Linked DNA regions of Mus musculus: region 2 is linked to region 1. A link is a loop called in an ENCODE intact Hi-C map of the cell type or tissue named here. Cell type or tissue: left cerebral cortex. All regions are shown on one strand. Each heading gives the region's core, and the rest is flanking DNA. Links, peaks and the distances in the headings are about the cores only.

Region 1 (2,909 bases), core at 166-2,665:
GAAAGACAAACGCCTCTCCCCTGTTTGGAGTCGTGCGTAATTTCTATCTCTTGACCTTTGAATGTATTTGAATGTAAGCAGCAGTAAAAATGAAGAGCTATGACCGTCATTTCACACCCCGGCTGTACTAACCGGTTCCTGCCCGAGCGCCGGGGGTTTTAAATTGGCTAATGCGGAATGCTCGCTGAGCTAATAATAATTCAGATTACTTCTGTCAGCTATTCCGGTTTCATGGGTAATTTAGTAGTTGAATAAATTTTTTTTTAAAAAAAAATTCATTCGTTACCATGGGCTGCGATGAATCAGTAGATGGTTTAACATTGGCAGCGGTAACTGTAAGAAGATTTAAATCGCTACTGAAAAGGATTTGAGTGAAGGTAATGTTTTATAATGTTCTAAGCCATATGCACTACTTTCAGGCCTCATCAGTTTTACATTGATTCTTAGTGAAGTGTTTAATTGCATCGTGAATGCTATATAATTCAGTTCTTTCTGCTAATATGGTATATATCTCAAAGTGATATACAGCCCTGACAGGGGGGAATTTGCCGTTTTGTGTCTGGGTTTTAGGGAGACATCGGGTACTGGGTATCTTGGGGGCTCGTGGAAGGGCGGTGCACCCTGCCCCAAACCCTGCACGCACCCTCCCAGGGTGGAGGGCCACCGGTGGCTTGGCTCCATCTCACTGCGACTTGACAACGTGGTTGGCACATGCTGGGTCGGTGGTGTCTGTCACCAAGGGGCCCACCAAGGGGCCATGCCAGCCGGATGGGTCAGGGGGTGGGGAAGTCCTCCCAGCTGTCGGACGACGTGATGCAGAGAGCTTTGTACAGAGCTGGCAAGGCGCGTGCATGGTGATGGGCCCACTTGCAAGTGGCTGCTGGGCCTTCTGTTGCCTGTTGTCGTCTGTTTAAGCATGTGTTGAATATTCACGGAGTGGAGGTGGTGGGGCTGGGTGTTGGGGGTGGGGGGTATGGAGGAGACTGACATGCACACCTCGGGAGGGAGACTTGAGTCATGTCAGTTGTGATGATGGAGACCTGGGGGGGGGGGGCCGGGGGACTGGCACAGTTGGCAAAGTGGTTGCCTTACAAGTATGGGGGCTTGAGTTCTCATCCCAAGAATCCACATTTATTAAAAAAAAAGCTATGCACTGGTGGTGGTACCCACTTGTGATCACAGCGCTGGGGAGGCGGGACCAGCAGCCCATGGAGCTTATTGGTCAGTGAGAGGCCACGCCTCAAAAAAAAAAGATGAAGCATGATAGACACCTGATGCTGACCGCTGGCCTCCACACACATGTGCACATGTGTATGCTCATGCGCACATGTACAGGTACAACACACACACAGAGAAGAAGGTGGCAGATCGAGAGACCCACAGGAGCCGCCGGCAGTATCTGGTCATAAGGAGCTGAGCTCAGGGGACCTGGGGGCACATAAGAATGTGTGTTCTCAGAAGGGGACAGGTGGCCCCCATCTCCAGCCTCCTGTCCCTAGGCTGCCAGAACTTTTCATTTTCCTCACCAAGTTCAATCTCCAGATTTCTACAAAGCCCCTCTTTTTTTTTTTTTTTTTTTTTTTTAAGAAAAATTCAAACATATACACCATCCAGGCCAAACTAAATACAGTATGTCTGTGGGCATGGGCTGCGTCAGCCACCTGTTTGCCGTGTCTGTTCCCCGGGCAGGGCTCTGCTGTTAAAGCGAGAATTTTTTTCTTTTTTTCTTTCTTTCTCTCAGCTGACAAAGTATGTGCAGTTCCAGACAGGAGAGGCAATGTGAGGAGGCCTGCCGGGCTGGGATGGCTCACCAGAGTTGGGCATGGCTGTGCTGTGCTCAGGGAGGAAGGAGGCTGGTGATGATGATGATGATGGTGATGATGATGGTGATGGTGATGATGATGATGATGATGATAGAGGAGGAGGAATACTTATCAGACAGACCCACCCCAGTGACCCTATTTGAGTTTGGCTGGTCTACCCAAAACCTTGCCTCCAAAGCAGGTCACATCCTGAGGTCTGGGAGTATGTGGACATGAAGGATCACCATTCAGCCCTTCACACAATAGTTAGAGGAACAGCGGAGATGTGGTTGTGACCAAGCAAAAGAGGCAGGAAAACTGCCATACTGGCTGGCTGGGGACAGAGGCATCTGTCAGCTCTCAGTGATGCCGGTCATATCTGTCCCAGAGCGGCCGGACCTTCAAACGCAGTTGGTGCCTGTTTAGCCATCTGATCTCAGCCATCAGAAAGTGGCCTGACTCCGCCCTCCGCATGGCGCCAGCACGATGTAATCAGAGCTGTGTCCTTTTATCTTGGCTCTCCAGGAAGGCCAGCCAGCTAGCGCTCTTTTTGATCACTAGAACCTTGACACAGAAGAATAATTTACCCATGCGGAAGAGGGGCCCGCGCCATGTTATTTATGAAGGCGTCCGCTGGGCGCATTTCTGGTTCCCAAGTTTGTGGGTGTCTCCAAGCAGACAGAACACAGACACATCTGACAGTGTGAGGTCAGGGGAGACCGTGGACGTGAGCTTGACTTGGAAGAGTTGGGAGGGCTCTACAGTATTAAGGGGCCCCAGAGCTTTAAAGTCTCAAGTTCGGGTCCCAGCTCTGTCTTTGTGTGTGTGTGTAGGCCAGCTGGCTTGTCATTGGTTTATATTTTTTTGCAGAAAAGAGAACAAACCTTCCCCAAGCTTGCCTCAAGGTTAACGTGAGAGGCTGAAGGGCGGAAGTCTGGTCCCTGCCCTGAGTCTTAGCTACCCACTCAGTCTGGCCCCACAGCCCACCCTTGCTCCTTGCCTGCCGTGGGGTGAAGGGAAAGGCATGATCTGCCCCTAAGCAAGTGTTCAGTACTGGCAACGTCTCCTGGGCTCCTCCGGGTCATGATTCGAGTGGCCTTTCTCCTC
Region 2 (2,909 bases), core at 253-2,752, 63 kb after region 1:
GGTCCATCCTTTCGTCACAGCTCCAAACTTTATCTCTTTTTTTTGTTTGTTTGTTTTGAGACAGGGTTTGTTTGTTTTTTGTTTTTCGAGACAGGGTTTCTCTGTGTAGCCCTGGCTGTCCTGGAACTCACTTTGTAGACCAGGCTGGCCTCGAACTCAGAAATCCACCTGCCTCTGCCTCCCCAGTGCTAGGGTTAAAGGCGTGCACCACCACCGCTTGGCCTGGCCAGAAATTCTCATTGCTGCCGAAGTCTTGGCCAATGTTACCTCACGTTTAACAGCGACAGGCCTCCGGAGTGGAACGCTTGCCTAACATGGGCAGAGGAGGCTCTGGGTTCCGTTCCCAGCACTGTAAGAGGAGAAACAGCAAATAAAGCATGACTTTTAACTGCTAGCATCAGACACGCCCACTGGGGCGTGGCCCTGTGACTTGTAACGGGAAAACTGAGGTATAGGCAGATCGGAGACAAGTCGCTGATTTTTTCCCAGCCATCCACCCCCTGGCAATTCACGGGGGCTGGCCAAGCTCCACAGCTCTACCTCGCTTTGTGGAGCTTCACCAATCGCCAGCCGCACCTCACAGGGGAGATGGCTCAGTACGGAGAGACTCCATGGAGACCACACTGCTGTGGACAGGACTTTAGATCTTAGTAGCTCAGAGCCGATTCTAAAGCCCACAGGGCCCTTCCTCAAATCCCTAGGCCTTTATTAGGCACCAACTGCATGCATGCCCCGTATTTTCCTGACCTTTCTCCTGGCCCCCTCTCCTCAGAGCCAGTCACCCCTCCACCTCACCAGGACTTGACTTGCATGGAGTTATCTGGGTGCCCAGAGGGATGGGTGGATAGGGCCTGGCTCTCCTGGGTCAGGGATGAGGTAGGACAGAGGGCTTGCTGCGGCTCAGGGAGGCAACCGGCTAGATGTGCAAAGTCCCCAGCAAAACAAGGCTACGGTTGTTCCTGGGTTCCAGCCCTTTGTCACCTAGCTGCACCTTTGGGGTCATGGGGTATACAGGAACAGTGACCTCAAGGAGAGTGTGGGGATATGGACCCGAGGTCGTCAGGGCTCCAGGGCAGGTGCACCAGGGTGGGGTGGGAGCACTTTAGATCGTGGCCAGTCTGAGCAGATGGCTCCAGGTGGCTGCTGTCGATGGAAACGTGGGTCCCGGGTGGCCAGATCCTCCGACTCCCCGGAGAAGCTGGCAGTTTGGCACTCTTTTGGTTTTAAAATCCTGGATCCCTCTAGATGCACATATTTACATATTCCAGTCCTTTCTGGGGTGTCATTTACATACCACAGTCAAATGTGCAAATCCGGAGTGTCTGGCTTGATGGGTTCTGACAGCTCCAATATTTTTTAAACACTGGCATATCCAAGAAAATAGGCTCGCAGGGTGGCTCCAGCCCACCCTTCACGGCCTTTCCCGGCTGTCACGTGCCACGTGACCCACGACTACACACGTGCAGCATCCACAGGGCAGGGCCTGGCCTTGGGAAGATACAGACGATAACTGAAAGTCACGATGTGCAGCAACAGCATGGGCCCCGGGGCCCCAGTTCGAGTCCCCCCTTCTGCAACTTGCTGTGTATTTTTTTCACGGCTTACTCCGCCTCTCTGAATCCTGACTCTCGCTGTTGTTAACATGGGGAATATGACAGTGACCTCCCAGGACTTTGGTCTAGGTTGAGGAGGTTCATGTGACAACGAGGCCTTAGCAAAACTTCAGATGCGTGGTAAAACCTTGAGATGTGGTCTTCCAGGCTCTTTTTTTTTTTTTTCTCAGAGTAGTTTGAGGTTGAAAGATAATTGGAACCAGGGCTTCAAAGTCTCCACGCATCCCCACGGCCCCGGCTGTAAGCTTTGTGTGGCCTGCCGCGGCCATATTGATGAGTGTAGTGCCTGCACTACGTAGCACTGTGTGGCACTGTGGATTTGGATAAGTCCATGACACCAGGAAAACCTACCTTGATCTTCTGAAGGACAGACAGTGGAAGCCAACTGTCACATCTAACACAAAAGCCACCATCATCCACTTAGGTTGCTAGGAGGCCACACAAATTCCAGCCCCTGTTCCCTGCCACATAGCCAGTTCTGCATCTGTAGTCTTGTATGACCTTAGCCCTCCAGTGTGGCTTGAAGCCACTGTCTCAGCTTCTCTGGATCACTCACTCAGGAACCATCTCTCACCCAGGGCTGCTTTCGCTCCTCGGTGACAGCTATCAGTGAATTCAGCCTTCTGGGGTAATGTCAAGTAAGGAGCACTATGGGTACAGAAACAAAGTCACACTCTGAGTGGCCACTTTAGCTGTTCCAGTGGCAAGGCCAGCAGGCCACGTCCCAGTCAGCACAGAGTCACCTTCGCCAGCCAAGGGCACTCAGACAGGACCACAGGTCTTCTCAGCATCCTGGACAAGGGCTCACCGTCCATCCTCGGCCACACCCTCACAAAACCAGAAGCCGTCCCACCCTCCTCTCCAGACACAGCCCAGAGCCAGTTTCTTTTTTTTTCTTCTCTTTCTCTCTCTCTTTCCTTCCTTCCTTCTTTCTTCCTTCTTTCCCTTTTTCTATCCTCAAAGCAAAATTTATTTGTAAGATACTAAAGGAAGCCCTCCTGTCCCTTTCATGCCAGCAGCCCTCAGCCGAGAAGCAAAATCGTGTATTTCGCTGCTAAAAAAAGCCCCGGCTTATACAATTTTAACAATAGAAAAATGATCTTTGCGCTCCAGTGCGCGGAGGCTTGGAGGGAAAGCGGCAGTGTTCAGGTGGCTGGTGCATTACAAATGAGCGGTTCTCCTTTGTTTTGAGTGACAGGCAATTTAAATGCCGTCTTATATGGAGGCCAGAGTTGGCTGTTTTGGGTTTTTTGTTGTTGTTGTTGTTGTTTTTTTTTCCTACCCCAGAATTGGGAG

The links. A loop is a pair of places that touch in the nucleus more often than their neighbours do. Peaks named below come from ENCODE experiments on the same cell type or tissue, not always from the same donor. Only the 100,000 strongest peaks of a DNase experiment are listed, where the experiment ranks them.
Region 2: it touches region 1 in a loop (2.1-fold over the local background); 2 of 42 quality-filtered maps call a loop at or near these places.

The regions. Positions count from the first base shown.
Region 1 is chr5:121,966,505-121,969,413 of GRCm38, reverse strand. All of the region lies in intron 2 of Cux2 (cut-like homeobox 2), which reads left to right. Among named protein-coding and RNA genes, the nearest start is that of Cux2, 82 kb to the left of the region's middle. In left cerebral cortex, for the core only: no CTCF peak of the experiment used is centred there; DNase peaks (open chromatin) are centred at 255, 848, 1,237 and 1,704.
Region 2 is chr5:121,903,366-121,906,274 of GRCm38, reverse strand. The region is part of intron 4 of Cux2 (cut-like homeobox 2); the gene reads left to right. Among named protein-coding and RNA genes, the nearest start is that of Gm52785, 37 kb to the right of the region's middle. In left cerebral cortex, for the core only: no CTCF peak of the experiment used is centred there; a DNase peak (open chromatin) is centred at 1,294; H3K27ac peaks cover 841 bases.